Regions from separate parts of the Homo sapiens genome. Here region 2 is linked to region 1. Evidence: read pairs that join two places in POLR2A ChIA-PET (ENCODE). Cell type or tissue: Caco-2. All regions are shown on one strand. Links, peaks and the distances in the headings refer to the core of each region. The heading gives the core; the rest is flanking DNA.

Region 1 (7,661 bases), core at 1,634-6,633:
CTCAAGAGCATCTCGCAGTGTTTGAGATAGAAATTCCTAAAGAGTCACGAAAGCCACTGGCAATGGCCAGATCAGCTAGGATAAGACCCCAAATTCCCATGTCCTCCTGAAGTTTGAGGTAGACAGGAGGTGCCTTCCCACTAAAGAAACACAGGAAGGTACCTCGCAGGGGTAGCTCCTGGGATTCCAGGTGCCCATCTTCCCAGCTGATGAATGGGACTCTAATGAGGGTCTCAGATGGACAGCGGCTCTCCTAGCGGCATTCTGAGTGCCTGGGGGCACCACTGGGCACCCAGAAGTTGTGCTGGCTTTTTCTGTCTCACCTCTTTGGTTTCAGTATCTGGGCTACAGGTGAAACCCTAGAGTTACGGGGCTGCCATTCCTCCCTTCCTAATGTGGAATGAAGACCTAAGCTCCCTGATCACTGCTATGGCCCCACGGCACATTTCCTGAAGGCACTGATGGGCTCTCACTTCCCGCCTCGTCTCTGAGCCCCTCAGCAGGGCACCTCACTGCTTGTAGGGCAGGAAGAGATTGACATGGAGGGTAAGGAGGGCTGCAGTAATCGCCAGAACAACCAGAGCCTGCATCTGTTGGGCAGCTGCTGGGTGCCAGGTACTGGGCTTTATGAATCTGGGCACAGGTCTCTCCAGTAAACACGGCTGCAACTCCATTTACAGAAGAGGAAACTGAGGCTTAGATAGGTTAAGAAACTTGCTTAGGGCCAGAATTTGAGCCTGTGCTGTCTTATTTAAAGGCTGGTTCTTTGAATCACCCTGAAGACTGAAGTTCATTTGTGGAATGGGTTGGAGAGTAAACAAATCCACTCCTATTGCACAATAATTGGATAAACTAAATAAATCACAACTCATTCTCCTTTTGACCCTCTGTCCCAGGACACAAAGTCGAGGTTTGGTGGAAGGTTACCTGGTAGAAAAAAAATCCAGATTCTTCAATGCATCAACAACTTCCTCCTGACAATTTCCCTCTGAATATATGGGAGTTGTCAATAGCCTGGTCAACCCTTATTAATCTCCAAGAATCTTGCCTTTATTTATTGAAGAATGATGAGTCCTCCAGAGATGCAGAGCAATCAGGGGCAAACTTTCATGAAATCTAGGTTTCCTGGGGCCTTTCTACTTCATCTGACAATTTGTAATGTCTTAGAAAGAAAGGCTGTGTCAAGAGAGGCTGCCCGTATATTCAGGATTTCTTTTTCTTTCCAGGTTTGGGTTTCGGATTTAAGCTCTACTAGTCCAGGGATCAAGTAGCTGCTATGGCTCTGTTTCATGCCCTCTCAGCTCTCAGGAGCGTCCAGCAGCCTCAGAACTGGAGCACCATGATGACAGGAGGAAAAGACAGCTGGGCTGCTAAGCAGCAGCAGAGGGGACCTCACGTGTTATAACTACACATTTGGGTGTTGCTTTGTTTAATGTCTGTCTCTGCCATGAAATGCAAGCTGTAAGGGCAGAGCCTGTGTCTTTTGCTCATTGTTCTTTCCCAGCACCTGGAACACTGCATGCACATAACAGGCCCTTAATAAAAATTTGGTGAATAAACACATGAGTTAAGAACGTATGAATAAATGAGCCCCCTCCTTTGAGAACTCTAATGTCTAATCACCAGTTGCTTCACTAAATGTAACTCCTGGCCAGGCACGGTGGCTCACGCCTGTAATCCCAGCACTTTGGGAGGCTGAGGTGGGCAGATCACTTGAGGTCAGGAGTTCGAAACCAGCCTTGCCAACATGGTGAAACCTAGTCTCTAATAAAAATACTAAAAACAAAAACCAAAAAACAAAAAAAAATTAGCTGGGCATGGTGGCAGGTGCTTGTAATCCCAGCTACTTGGGAGGCTGAGGCAGGAGAATCGCTTGAACCCGGGAGGCAGAGGTTGCAGTGAGCCAAGACTGCACCACTGCACTCCAGCCTGGGTGACAGAATGAGACTCTGTCTCAAAAAAAAAAAAAAAAAAGTAACTTCTGACATGCCAGGAATGAAGCCTCTGCCGGTTCCCCTGAGATCTGCTGACAGTGGTCACTGCTTAGGGGCAGAAAAGGCAGACGAGGGGCCAAACTAGGTATAGGGAGAGCATTTTTTCTAGATTTCTTCCCACCAAAATAGGGCAGAAAAGAAAAGAAGAAATGTACAAGTTATAAGAAATATTCAGAAGGTAATAGGGCATAAGCCCCACCTCCCCAGCCTAAGTCCTCTGGAGTCAGGGCTGGAAAACAAAGCAGAAAGGGCCTCCGGGCAGCCAAAGTTCAAACACAAAAGCTTAGGCCTTCCTCTAGAGGAAAAGGAGTCTGGGCCCTCACTGGAGCCCGCCACTGCCACCACAGGTCCTACCAGGCCCCACCGTTGGGATTTATGTAACAACTGCCTAACTTAGTCGCTTTTATCACTCTAAAGAGGGGCTCCCGCCCGGAGCTGCAGCCCTCTCACATCTTTGCCCTGGGACCCTCACTACTTCATAAGGTAGCCCCTGGCTTTTAATACCATTTACTCTCTGGGATGTAGGATTTTGGAGTAGTTTTAATGTCTGTGTGTATGAGATCTGTTTTCTACAATTATTATATAGCTCTTGTAACTCTCGTAATTAACTTCTTACCATATTAAGCCCAAATATTCCTTTCACTGTTTCTGTGTTGGTCCTGGCTTAGCCCTGGGCCACACACATGCTGCTTGTTTGCTTTCTCCTGTGACAGTCTTGTGACGGTCATTCAGATATCTGTGCCCAGATATCGGCTGCCAGGTCAAAGTTCCCCCCAGTTCTATCGACAGCCCCTCCCATGACCCTGCATCCAGATCACCTGCCTCTAAATAATGTCATTTTCTGGGTAGGGGGTGAGACCATGCATGGCCCTCCAGGAGGGGTCCAAGAGACAGTTATTAGAGTAGATCTCCAGAGATACCTGCCCTTGGTGCCCTTTTGTGACTTACTTTGAGTGACATCAGGTTCTTGAGTAATCAACAGCATATTTCAACATTCTGCAGTTTGGCCTTTAAAGACCAGAGAGTAGCTGGTGCCCAGCACGGCTAATGCGTCCCATCTAGCTTATCCGAAAGGCTCCAGGAACTGGAGGGGTCCACTGGAACCTGGGGCCTCCCTGGGACCAGACCTCACCTTCTGAGACTTTAACTCCTTGGTGAGCATCAGAACCTGTTGCTCCAAGGCTGCCACTTTCTCCTGGGCAGTTCGGTTCCGTGTGATTCCTTCAGAAAAGAATGGGAAGGTGTTGTTCTGGCGCTTGGCTTTCTGAGCGAAACTGATGGTCAGAGAAGGCTTGGGTGCAGGCTTTGGAGAATCCTCTGGCTCTCTCCCTGCTCAAGAGGAGAAACGCAGAAGTTATGACTGATGACATCAGCAGTTCTCAAACCTGAGCTTGCTTTAGAAGCACCTGGAGGGCTTGTTAAAATGCGGATGGTTGGGCCCTAATTTCGGAGCTCTGGATTTAATAGGTCTGGGGCAGGGCTTGAGAATATGCACTTCTAAAAAGTTCCTAGGTGATGCTGACACAGCTTGTCCAGGGGTTAGACTGTGAGAACCACTGGCCTACATAAACGTTATTGCACTGTGCTGGCCCATCTGCTAAACTGTGCCTGTCTCCTTCCTTCAGATCCCACCCAGCCTGCATTGGTCTATCTCATGCCACCCTGCTGGTGTTTGCCAAGTGGCTTTCTCCTCAGGCACAAGCCCTGGCAGGATGTTCTGTTCCTTATTTCAGGATCCCACCTCTATGTACTAGGAGATTTTCAAAGCACACAGATCTGTCTGATGATAGGAACACAAAATGAATGTCTGTACTCTGCATTCTTGCTCCAGAGAGCAGCTCAAGCATTTAACTTGATTCTTCTTATTCCAAGCTAAGTTAAGAGATATATTTCCCCCACAGTTGATTGTCTCAAGGATGCATAGTCCTTTTATCTCCTGGGTTACAACCTATGGTTCACAGGCCAAATCCAGCCCACAGCCTGCTTTTACAAATAAAGCTTTATTAGAACACGGCCATGCCCATTTGTTTATGTGCTGTCTATTGCTGCTTTTACTCCTCAAAGGCAGAACTGAGTGCTTAAAACAGAAACCCTATGGCCCACAAAGCCTCGAATCGTTACTATCTTGCTCTTTACAAAAAATGTTTGCCACCCACTGTTTTTAAGTCATCAAAATTTTATTCTTAAATCAAACCAAACATCAGAGAATCATTCCCTTGTGTTGCCTTGTCCTGCCCTGACCCAGCTGTGCTTCTGGTCTCTGCCATCAGCCTGCATCAAGGGACATTTAAGGGCCTGACTATGTAGCCAAGGGCCCTTGAGAAGCTTGTTCACATGGGATATATACATCATGCCTATTATGAGTCCCCAGCAGAAGAAATTCCCTTCAGCCCTAGGAACTTCCAAGAAAAGCTTTGCTTCTTATAAGAAAATATGTTTTTAGTCTTATGGACACTGGAAATAATCTAGCTGCTTGCATTTCCCTCTTTGCCTTGGCTGCTGAGCTTACAGCCACATTTACTGCCTACTCTCAGATATTTTGTAGGATCGTAAATTGATCTTATCTAAATCTCCTAACCAAATTACTCATTTGCAGGAGTATGCATTTTAGTAAACTATTACCTATTTCTTGGGACTAAAGTGTTAAAGGTGTTGAAAATAAGAATGTGGTATGGCATCCCAGGATAGGGGACACGCAGGGCTTTGGGGATAGGCCAAATGACTTAGCATGAGACCAGGCCAAGGGCTGGCCAAACAGTCTTGAACAAATAAAGAGTTACTCCAGTAGGTGACAGGAACCAGACACTGAGTGCAAAAACAGTACCTTGCTCGGCCGGGCGTGGTGGCTCACGCCTGTAATCCTAGGACTTTGGGAGGCTGAGGCGGGTAGATCACTTGAAGTCAGGAGTTCGAGACCACCCGGCCAACATGGTGAAACCCCGTTTCTACTAAAAATACAAAAATTAGCCAGAAATCACTTGAACCCGGGAGGCAGAGGTTGTAGTGAGCCGAGATCATGCCAGTGCGCTTTAGCCTGGGCAACAGAGCGAGACTCTGACTCAAAACAAACGAACAAAACAACAGTGCCTTGCTGAGTGCAAAACCAGAACAGTCTTGTTCCAGATCGAAGAGAAATCAGGTTACACTGGGTACAAGGCAGCCTGCAGAGCTCAGAAATATGTACTACCTCTTTCTCCTTCCTGTAATGGGGTATAGGGGAGCAGGGAAGCTCCTTGTAGCACTGCTGCCCTCTGATACATGACTGTGCACCAACTCTGAGGACAGGCAGGGCAGGCCTCACAGTGCCCAGTTTATAATTAGAGAAAATAAGGCCTAAGACAGTGGTGTTCAATCAGTGCCCTGGATTTCATAGGAGTGCCTCAAGGGCTGACTGGGAGAGGAAGGTGGAGTAAGAGGAGCAGAGGAGGAGTCCAGACTCCAACTCCAGCCTCAACTCTGCTTTTTTTTTTTTTTTTTTTTTTTTTAATTTGTAGCTCATTTAGAGTCTCAAAAAGAATTTAGGTGTTTTTTATTAGTGTTCAAGAAACTCATTTGTACATATTAGAAAAGATTTATTGACATAAAAATAATCTTTTCCTCCATTTAAAAATCTGATTACAACCACTGTTTAACACAGTGTAAACACCGTTTAACACAGTTTAACACAGTGTTGAGATATTCAACACTTTATTAGAAAATAGGTTTTGTGTTAGATGATTTTGCCCAAATGTATGTGTTCCAAGCATGGTTAAGATAGACTGGGCAAAACTATACTGTTCAATAGGTTAAGTATATTAAATGCATTTTCAACTTATGATATTTTCAACTTATGGTGGATTTATCTGCTTTATATATTAGATTTTGTTCTGTCACTCACTCTGTGGCCGTGAGCAAGTCACTCCACCCTTCCATGCCTCAGTTTCCTTATTAATCTAATGAGGATAACAACAATATATACAATATATACAGTTCCAGTTGCTGTAAGAATTAAATAGGTCAAGGTAGGTAAAGTGCTTGGTACACACAGATGAAACTTGAAAAGATTCTACTAAGTCAAAGAAGCCAGTCACAGCATGGTATATTCCTTGGTATATTCCACTCACAGCAGATGTCGAGAACAGGCACAGCCATAGAGAAAGAAAGATGAGTGGCCACCTAGGGTTATGGGGCAGTGGGGATTAAGGTTGATGACTAAGGGTGCAGGTTTCTTTTTGGGGTAATAAAAATGTTCTAAAATTGATTATAGTGACGGCTGCATAATTCTGAGGATATACAGAAAGCCACTGAATTACACATTTTAAATGGGTGAATTGTATAGTACATGAATATATCTTAATAAAGTTGTTGCCAAAAAAAATGCTTACTGCCGCACTGGCATGAAGTAACTGCTAGTGTTATGATGATGGTGACTCATCCGATATAGCACTGGCCTTCTCTTGGACTGCTTGTTGTGCTCTCTAGGGCTCTGCCAGGCACTGACTGCTCCAAAGGGTGCTTTTTCTTTTCTTCTTTCTCTTTTTCTGTTTTTTTTTTTGACAGTGTCTCACTCTGTCACCCATGCATGATCACGGCTCACTGCAGCCTCGACCTCCCTGGCTCAAGTGATCCTCCCAGCTGAGCATCCCAAGTAGCTGGGACTACAGGCTTGCACCATGATCAGCTAATTTTTTTATTTTTTTGTAAAGACAGGGTCTCCCTGTGTTGCCCAGGCTTGTCTTGAACTCCTGGGCTCAAGCAATCCTCCAGCCTTGGCCTCCCAAAGTGCTGGGATTACAAGCGTGAGCCACCATGCCCAGCCTCTTCTTAATTTTTTACTCTGAAAAAATTATAGACTCACAGGAAGTTGCAAAGATAGTGCAGACATGTCCCAAGTACTCTTCACCAAGCTTCCCCTGATGGTGACATCTTACATAGCTATAGTACACTATCAACTCTAGGAAACTGGTGTTGGTACAATATGTGTGTATAGGTCTATGCCATTTTATCACATGTGTACATTTGTTTTTGGTTTTGTTTGAGACGGAGTCTCACTCTGTCACCCAGGCTGGAGTGCTGTGGTGCAATCTCGACTCACTACAACCTCTGCCTCCCAGGTTCAAGTGGTTCTCCTGCCTCAGCCTCCTGAGTAGCTGGAATTGTAGGCACTGGCCACCATGCCCAGCTAACTTTTGTATTTTTAGTAGCGTGGTGGTATTAACAGGTGGGGCCCTTGGGAGGTGATCAGATTTAATGTCATGAGGGTGGAGCCCCTGATAAGATCAGTACCCTTAGAATAAGCAGCAGAGACCAGAGCTCTTTCGGCCACGTGAACACACAGTGAGAAGGTGGCCATCTATCTGCAAGCCAGGAAGGGAGCCCTCACCACACATTGAATCTGCCGGCACCTTGATCTTGGACCTCCCAGCTTCCACACAACTGTGAGAAATAAGTATCTGTTATTTAAGCCACGCAGTCTATGGTGTTTCAGTAAGTAGCCCAAGCCAACTAAGACACACACAAAAGCACAAATGCTGGTTCGCTGGAAGGAAAGAAGGCACTTGTGCCAGCCGTGAGGAGCTGGTCCCTGAAGGCAGCTCAGCCCTGGACAGAGGCTCACCTGGGGTGCTGGCGTCAGAGGCCAAGGGCTGCTCCTCCCTCTGAGGCTCCCCACTCTGTGGAGAATCTTCC
Region 2 (7,661 bases), core at 1,665-6,664, 240 kb before region 1:
CAGTTCACCTGTTACTATATCCCTATTCCTTATAAACACAAGTATGCCCATTTCCCTAAGGGATGGGGGCGAGGGATTGTAAAGAAATACAGAATTTTATTTATTTTTTTCTAAGTCCAAAAGAGCTCTTATGGCAGGGTATATTCTCATAGTGGAACAAAATGGCCTAAGATGGCATTTTAAAGTAATCTTCATGAAGAATGGTGGTTACCATTTAAAAACATTTTATAGACAAGGATAGGAGATAGTTTGTATGACAAGGAAATATTTTATATAAAATATTGGCAGTTCACTGAGAGTAAATTGAACAGTGCTAGAATACACCATATATACACCATGGAAATTGGAGGTCTTGTCAGTAAAATGAGAAGACACTGACATGCAGTAGCTAGATATAAACCACATTTAGTTGTATTCTAAAATTGGAAAAGAATACCTGTTCTTTATGTGAGATTCTTATCCTTCCAGTAAACTGAACATGTCGCTCTGTTAGAAGCACCTCATTAACCACGCATCTGGGGACAGTCAGCCTTCCTATCAGCTCTGAGTTTTTCATTCAAAGTTAGAAAGCCAAGCAGTTCCTTACTGTGGCTTGCAGTCTATGCACCTGCGAAATGCTGGTGTGCTATATGCTGGACTGTGACATTTCATATACCAAAATAAAAGTCTTTACGTAGTCCCAATTTACTGAGAAAAAATGTAGATTGTCTTTAACTTCCATCTTTTTTTGATCCGCACCCCCTCCCCAGCTTTTGACCTCTTTTGTTGTGTCTACTGTGATGTAATTTTGAGCTCAATTGGATATTCTAGTTGGTTGCATAGCAACTAATTGGGGTTTTTTTCCTTGTATAAGTAATACATCTTCGTTTAAGAAAAATTAGATATAGATAGGCCAAAAAATTGTAGGTATAGACAAGCAAAAAGAAGATAGACATCATACATGCCTAACGTACCATCTAGACACTTTAGTGTATTATAGTCTACCAGAATGTTTAAATTTTTTCTAAACTTGGTTCATGCAAATAATCCAAATGCTAGCTAGCTTGTTGCTTTTTTTTTTAGAAAAAAAATACAGTCAACATCTTTGTGTGTGTCCTTATTTTATAGACTCATTATTAATGTCTGCATAGATCATAATTTAAACATCCCTCTCAGGTTGTTCACAGGGATTTTGGCTGTTTTAAATACTGCTGAAATGAGCATCTTATAATGTGATTTTTTTTTCCATCTGCCAGATTGCTTTTCAGAATGGTTCCCGTCTTTAAATACCCACCAGTAGAATATTGGTGTTTCCTTCCTTAATGCCAGCAGTCGTGCTACCTAAACACATTGGAGAACCACTAATAGAGATCCGTTCCAGGCTGGGCACAGTGGCTCGTGCCTATAATCCTAGCACTTTGGGTGGCAGAGGAGGGTGGGTCACCTGAGGTCAGGGATTCAAGACCAGACCGGGCAACATGGCGAAACCCCGTCTCTACTAAAAATACAAAAATTAGCCAGGTGTGGTGGCAGGCACCTGTCATCCCAGTTATTCTGGAGGCTGAGGCAGGAGAATTGCTTGAACCCCGGGGACAGAGTTTGCAGTGAGCCAAGATAACACCACTTCACTCCAGCATAGGCAAAAGAGCGAGACTCCATCTCAAAAATAAAAATAAAATAATAAAAAGTTCTATTAATTTAGAAACATTATTTTAAAATAATGGGTAGAAGATTTGAATACTGGTTAACTCAGAAGAATGGAAATTGCAAGGATGGCAGGAATTACTTTCTATATTTTGGGATTATTTCACTTACCATAATAACCAGTATTGTTCTAATTAAAAGAATTGACAACTCAGAAAGATCTTTAATTCCTCCATACCCTTTCCTCCTTTTATGGCAGAGACAGCTGGTATAATTGGAGAGCATCGCCCCACCAGTTAGGTAAAGTTGATCTTTTTTCATAATAGCTAGGGGAGTGGCAAATGAGCAAATTGAAGAGAATGAAAGGAAAAAAAATGTTTCCATCTCCTGTGGCCCCCAGCTCCAATCCCCAGGGATATTCCCATGACCTAGACTCATCATAACTTAAAGAAGGACCTCATAGGCATTTTGCCATTTAGAACTTAAAATGTGTTTTGTTTTTCATAGAGGTAGTGTTATAAATCATTGTTATATCCTCCAGTCAGATCTGAAAAGGTATTTGGCTGCAATATAGTTCAAATTTTTCAATGAAAAAGTAGTAGGAAACTACTGTTTGCTGGTAACTGTAGAAAACAAATATGAGTTAAGTAGGAGGTAGTATGGATTTTTCATTTTTAAGTGTTTACCTTAAATTTGTGTTTGAGAAAAGGCAAGTTTAATTGGAGCATGAGGGAAGAAGAGGAGTGAATTTGGCCCCAAAAGTTAAACTGTCCATCTTCAAGCAGAAGGCCAGTTAACTCTTGGATCAAATAGATCCCTCAGATTTAAGCACAAATGAACAAGTGCCTGCCTAACTTTCTTCATTAGATAGCAGCTCTGGGAGGATTTGAGATATAAGAAGAAACTAGGGCCTTTTCTCCTTTGATTAGGACCTCTGGTTTATTCTGAATCTAGATTGGGAAGCTGTGGGATCATCTTGACCCCAGCTCCACTCACTGTCTCAACTACACTCTTCCAAAGCTGTTATCTCCTTTGCAAGGCAGTCTAGATCTCTATACCCAGGAAGGAATGAAAAGAGATGAGGCTTAGTTACCTCTGTGGAGATCCACTGAGAACCCCAGAGTTGATATAAAGATTGTTTTAAACTGAAGAGATTTGAGATTCAACAGATGCAGAGAGAAGCCTACTTGGAGTTTATCTGGCTAAAAGCAAATACATGTCACAAACGAGGGCTGACATAAATTCTCCCTTTGGAGTGAGTCTGTTCCCAGGAGAGAGGCCAAGAGTAAACCTCTGGTAGGGGTTGGAGGGGTAGTCTTTTGGCCCTAAGAAAAGAAAGACCACTCATACCTATGTAGACAGACATTGTAAACTTGATCTCTCATTTGTTCTGAAAATACCATTTGTGTTCCCTAAAGAAATCTGTTCTTCCCAAAAGGTTTTTCTCCTGCTGTCCTTTCCTCTTCTAAGTTAGGTATATAAGCCCTAAATTCTAACTACTCAGTTATCACTGAGTGTGAGTGCACCTGTGTATGTGTGTTGCACATGTAAATACACTTTTTCTGCACCTCAAATGCCACTTTTCTGCCATTGAAACAATATCCGAGCTCAGAATACCTTTCATCAAGGTCCTGTTAAGAACTTTCAACAACCTTGAAGTTGGCTGATGGAACATTTAGACCTGCTATCCTTGGGTACAGCCCTAAGTGGGGCCCTCCAGTGGTCTCTGCTTTATGCAGTAATTCCCATTCTCCTCTGTGCTTATTCCCCAGTGACTCATCTTCTCAGTATGCTTCTGGCGTTCTGTTCTTGGGGTGGCATGTTTCTTTACATTCTCAGCCTTTCTGGAAAAGTCAAGGGACTTGCCTTTTCTGCCTAGCCCAACAACTCTCTGCCCTATTTATCCCAGTATATCTTATTGCCTCTTACTGGTAGAGGCAATTAAAGGTCTCAGGTATTCATTTCCTGAACTTCTCATTCTCACTTAACAAACTCACCTACATCTGTGTCCATCCTAGCCATCTCTCTTGAAGGAGCTGTCCCTCCTCCAACAAGAGTAGAATGATACCTCATTTTTAATATGCACTTTTACTGCTTACAGTTGAACCTTTTTTTTTTTTTTTTTTTTTTTGAGACATAATCTTGCTCTGGTGCCCAGGCTGGAGTGCGGTGGCGCAATCTTGGCTCACTGCAACCCTCCGCCTCGCGGGTTCAAGCATTCTCCTGCCTCATCCTCCCGAGTAGCTGGGACTACAGGTGCACACCACCATGCCCGGCACATTTTTTTGTATTTTTAGTAGAGATGGGGTTTCGCCAGGTTGGCCAGGCTGGTCTCAAACTCCTGACCTCAGGTGATCTGCCCGCCTCAGCCTCCCAAAGTGGTTGGGATTATAGACGTGAGCCACCGTGCCCAGCCAAACTTTTTTTTTTTTTAACTGGGTCTCTGTGGCCCAAGCTGGAGCATAGTGGCATGATAATGGCTCACTGCAACCTGGACCTCCTGGGCTCAAGTGATCCTCCTGCATCAGCCTCTCAAGTAGCTCGGACCACAGGCATGCACCACCATGCCCAGATAATTATTTATTTTTTGTAGAGACAGGGTCTCCCTATGTTGCCCAGGTGACTCTTGGACTCCTGGGCTCAGGTGGTCCTCCCACTTCTGCCTCCCAAAATACTGGGATTGTAGGCACTAGCCACTGCACCTGGCCTTGAACAGTTTTTTTTAGTGTTGGCTATTTGTGTCTTTTAGAGCTTGTCTGTCCTTCGTTAGTGTTTCTGCTGGGGTATTTATTTTTTCCTCACTTAGGGTAAAAAAAATAGAAGATATCCTCAAGAACAAGATAAATGCAAATAGCCAGAATTTCCGTAATCGAGAGGTTACAAAAAGTAACAGTCAAATAAATCAGAAAATAATTTTGTGGCAGTTAAAATGAACTACTCATTTAAAAGAGAAGTTGACATTTTAAATAAAGAACTCTTAACTAATAACACACTCAGATGTTTGTATTCTTTCACTTAGCAATGGATTCTGAAAACACAGTCCTAAATACAGAAGACATTTTAAGTAAAGATATGGCATTATTTATAGTAGGGAAAATTGAGCACAAATGTTCAACACGAAGGATTGTAAAGTGATTTATAATATATCCACACACTGTGCTTTCTTAAAAAATACTCTGTGATCAGAAAGTTGGTCCCTTTTATGTCCAGGTTTTCATCTTAGTCCCCCACAATTGTGACACAAACCTCTGTACAATATTGCTGACAAACCTGTGACCGTTTTTTTCCTCATTCCGCAGTTATGTAGGCTCTTACACAGTGATATAGTGGTAACCAGAATATACATGATCCTGTCATCATGAAGCTTAGTCTAGCGGTGACTTTTTTTTTCTTTTTCTTTTTGAGATGGAGTCTCCTTTTTCACCGAGGCTGGGGTGCAGTGGCACATTCTCAGCTCACTGCAACTTCTGCCTCCCAGGTTCAAGCAATTCTCCTGCCTCAGCCTCCCAAGTTGCTGGGATTACAGGCACACGCCACCATGCCTGGCTTATTTTTGTATTTTTAGTAGAGATGGGGTTTCACTGTGTTGGCCAGGCTGTCTTGAACTCCTGACCTTAGATGATCCGCCCGCCTTGACCTCCCAGGAGTGTTGGGATTACAGGCATGAGCCACCACGCCCAGCCAGCAAAAACATTTTTTAACCTGCATTTGAGTCCTGTGATACTTTCTGATGACGCCTTGCAGTGGTTCAAGTGGAATTTTGCAAGTTGAAAGAAATGTCTTTAAGAGGTGATTTCACTCTGTGAGCTGAGAGGCAGTGTGGCTAACTCTTAATTCTTCTTCACTTCACTTTTGGCATATTGGTGTATTTTGTATAACGTTTTTGGATTATTTTGGATAAAATTATAGAAACTCTCCCAAGCTAAATGGGAACATTTTAATTGTATTGCAGTATACTGTTTACATTGGTGGGTGATGACAGTCGACCTTTTTAAAATTTTAATGGTTCGTTGGTTTTATGTTTAGTTGCTTTTTAATACAGAATAAATACATGGTTGTAAAAAACTTAGTACAGATATAAGTAAAGTAAACAGCAAAGGTCACTGACATTTCCCATTCCCTTTACCCAGAGGTTACTTTCTGGGCATTTATAATGTTCCAAGCCCTAGTCTCTACAACTTCATGAGGTAGGTACTATTATCTCCACTTTATGGGAAACTGAGGCACAGAGAAGTTAAGTGACTCGCACAAGGTCGCACAAGTTCTGAGTGGCAGAGGTGAACCAGGATTCAACCCCCGGCATATGTCTCCAGAGCCCAGCTTTTGTCAGAGTTGACCTATTAAGTTTTCAGATGTGCCCATTTCTTATCAGAAAAGGGAAGAATGGCAGAGATACCTAAAGAAAAGTGGAAGGAAGGAAGAAGTAAGTGGATGTAAAGAGTAAAAAGGATGCCTGGCTTCTGAAGAGGAAGTAGACAGGGTAGTGAGAAGCGGTTAGGCACTTACTATGTTGTGGGCATTGCTGACTTGAAATCTGTTTCCTTCTCTGTAAATGGGGGAAGGAGAGTGGTGGTAAAAAGAATAAATGATTAAGTACTCTATAATTGATAGCAATTACTAGAGTAGCATCATTGGATTTTGTATGAGAGGATGAGGACACTGTTAATAGCTCCTCTTCTCTTTTCAGACTGTCAGCATCTCCCTACTGTATACATGCTTGATTAATGCTATTAAATATGGTAGGTTCACTAAAAGAATGCCTTTGTTGGTGCAGTTAAAATGGTAATTTGCATCACTGTGAGTAGATCAAAGTGAGCTAAAAAGTTGCAAGTTTCAGGATGATCATAGAGCAAGAATGGCAATATGGATTATTGTGGTGGATCTGCATGTAGACTATTAAATAATCAATATTCAAAAGTTCAAATCATCAGATGTGATACTGTTTTTGAGATGGAGTCTCACTCTGTTGCCCAGGCTGGAGTGCAATGGCGAAATCTCGGCTAACTGCCACCTCCACCTCCCAGGTTCAAGCGACTCTCCAGCCTTAGCCTCCCAAGTAGCTGGGATTACAGGCACTCGCCATCTTGCCTGGCTAATTTTTGTATTTTTGTAGAGGGGGTTTCACCTTGTTGGCCAGACTGGTCTTGAACCCCAGACCTCAGGTGATCTGCCCACTTCAGCCTCCCAAAGTGCTGGGATTACAGGCGTCAGCCACTGCGCCCGGCCAGATGTGATACTCTTGGATGGACTTAAATTCTGAAAAAGAGACTGTGTAGCCTGAAAATGCAATTTAATTTATTATGTAGCAGTTCTCTGCTAGAAACATCTTTCTCAAGTGCAATCCAGATTGATCTTTGTTTTGAATTAAGGACTCTTGCATCCTGATTTTTTTTCCCAGTGTCAAGATAATCTTGGCAAAGATTACTAAAACCAGAGTTGGAAAGTGCGTTGGTGCAGAAACCTCTAGCCAGAATCTCTTAGTGGTCTTGATAGGAAACATAAAGCTTTCCTCTTTTCCAGGGGTCATCTTCTGGGCCTTAAGGTAGACCCAGCCTAAAGAGTGTCTTCATTCTGCATTTGCATTTAGATAAAAGCTGCCCTTTGGGGAACAGGCTGGAGAAAAGAAATAAGGGGAATACGCTTACTTCACTTATATCTTAAAAAGTATAGTTTCTGTTTCTGGAAAAACAAAGAGCGTAAGTGTTTATACCCATGGAATAATATTCCATCTTTGAACCTGTCAGTATATTGTTACTGAAGGCTTAATCAGTTTTTATCTTTTTATAACTATGATCTAGGTCTAAGTAAGAGGCTGCCTGTATATATGGGTGTTTTTGCAGGATATTTATGGTAGAAGTTTCTGCATTGTTGTTTGTTTTCAATGTGTTTTTGAGAGCTTATCCTTTTTTCTTTGTCATCCACAGGTTCGAGAACTTGTCTTGGACAATTGCAAATCAAATGATGGAAAAATTGAGGGCTTAACAGCTGAATTTGTGAACTTAGAGTTCCTCAGTTTAATAAATGTAGGCTTGATCTCA

What was found. Peaks named below come from ENCODE experiments on the same cell type or tissue, not always from the same donor. Only the 100,000 strongest peaks of a DNase experiment are listed, where the experiment ranks them.
Region 2: POLR2A ChIA-PET joins it to region 1 with 10 read pairs; 3 of 35 experiments call an interaction of 5 or more read pairs at or near these places.

What each region holds. Positions count from the first base shown.
Region 1 is chr9:98,225,826-98,233,486 of GRCh38, forward strand. It overlaps TBC1D2 (TBC1 domain family member 2), which reads right to left. Exons shown (of 13, transcript NM_001267571.2): 4 at 7,591-7,661; 5 at 3,127-3,323. MIR6854 (microRNA 6854) reads right to left here and starts at 3,392; the gene lies at 3,324-3,392. In Caco-2, for the core only: no CTCF peak of the experiment used is centred there; DNase peaks (open chromatin) are centred at 2,267, 2,806 and 4,746.
Region 2 is chr9:97,987,084-97,994,744 of GRCh38, forward strand. It overlaps ANP32B (acidic nuclear phosphoprotein 32 family member B), which reads left to right. Exons shown (of 7, transcript NM_006401.3): 2 at 7,548-7,661. It overlaps LOC124902225 (a long non-coding RNA gene), which reads left to right. Exons shown (of 2, transcript XR_007061685.1): 2 at 1,883-4,611. It overlaps LOC124902226 (a long non-coding RNA gene), which reads right to left and starts at 720. Exons shown (of 3, transcript XR_007061686.1): 1 at 437-720. In Caco-2, for the core only: no CTCF peak of the experiment used is centred there; no DNase peak of the experiment used is centred there.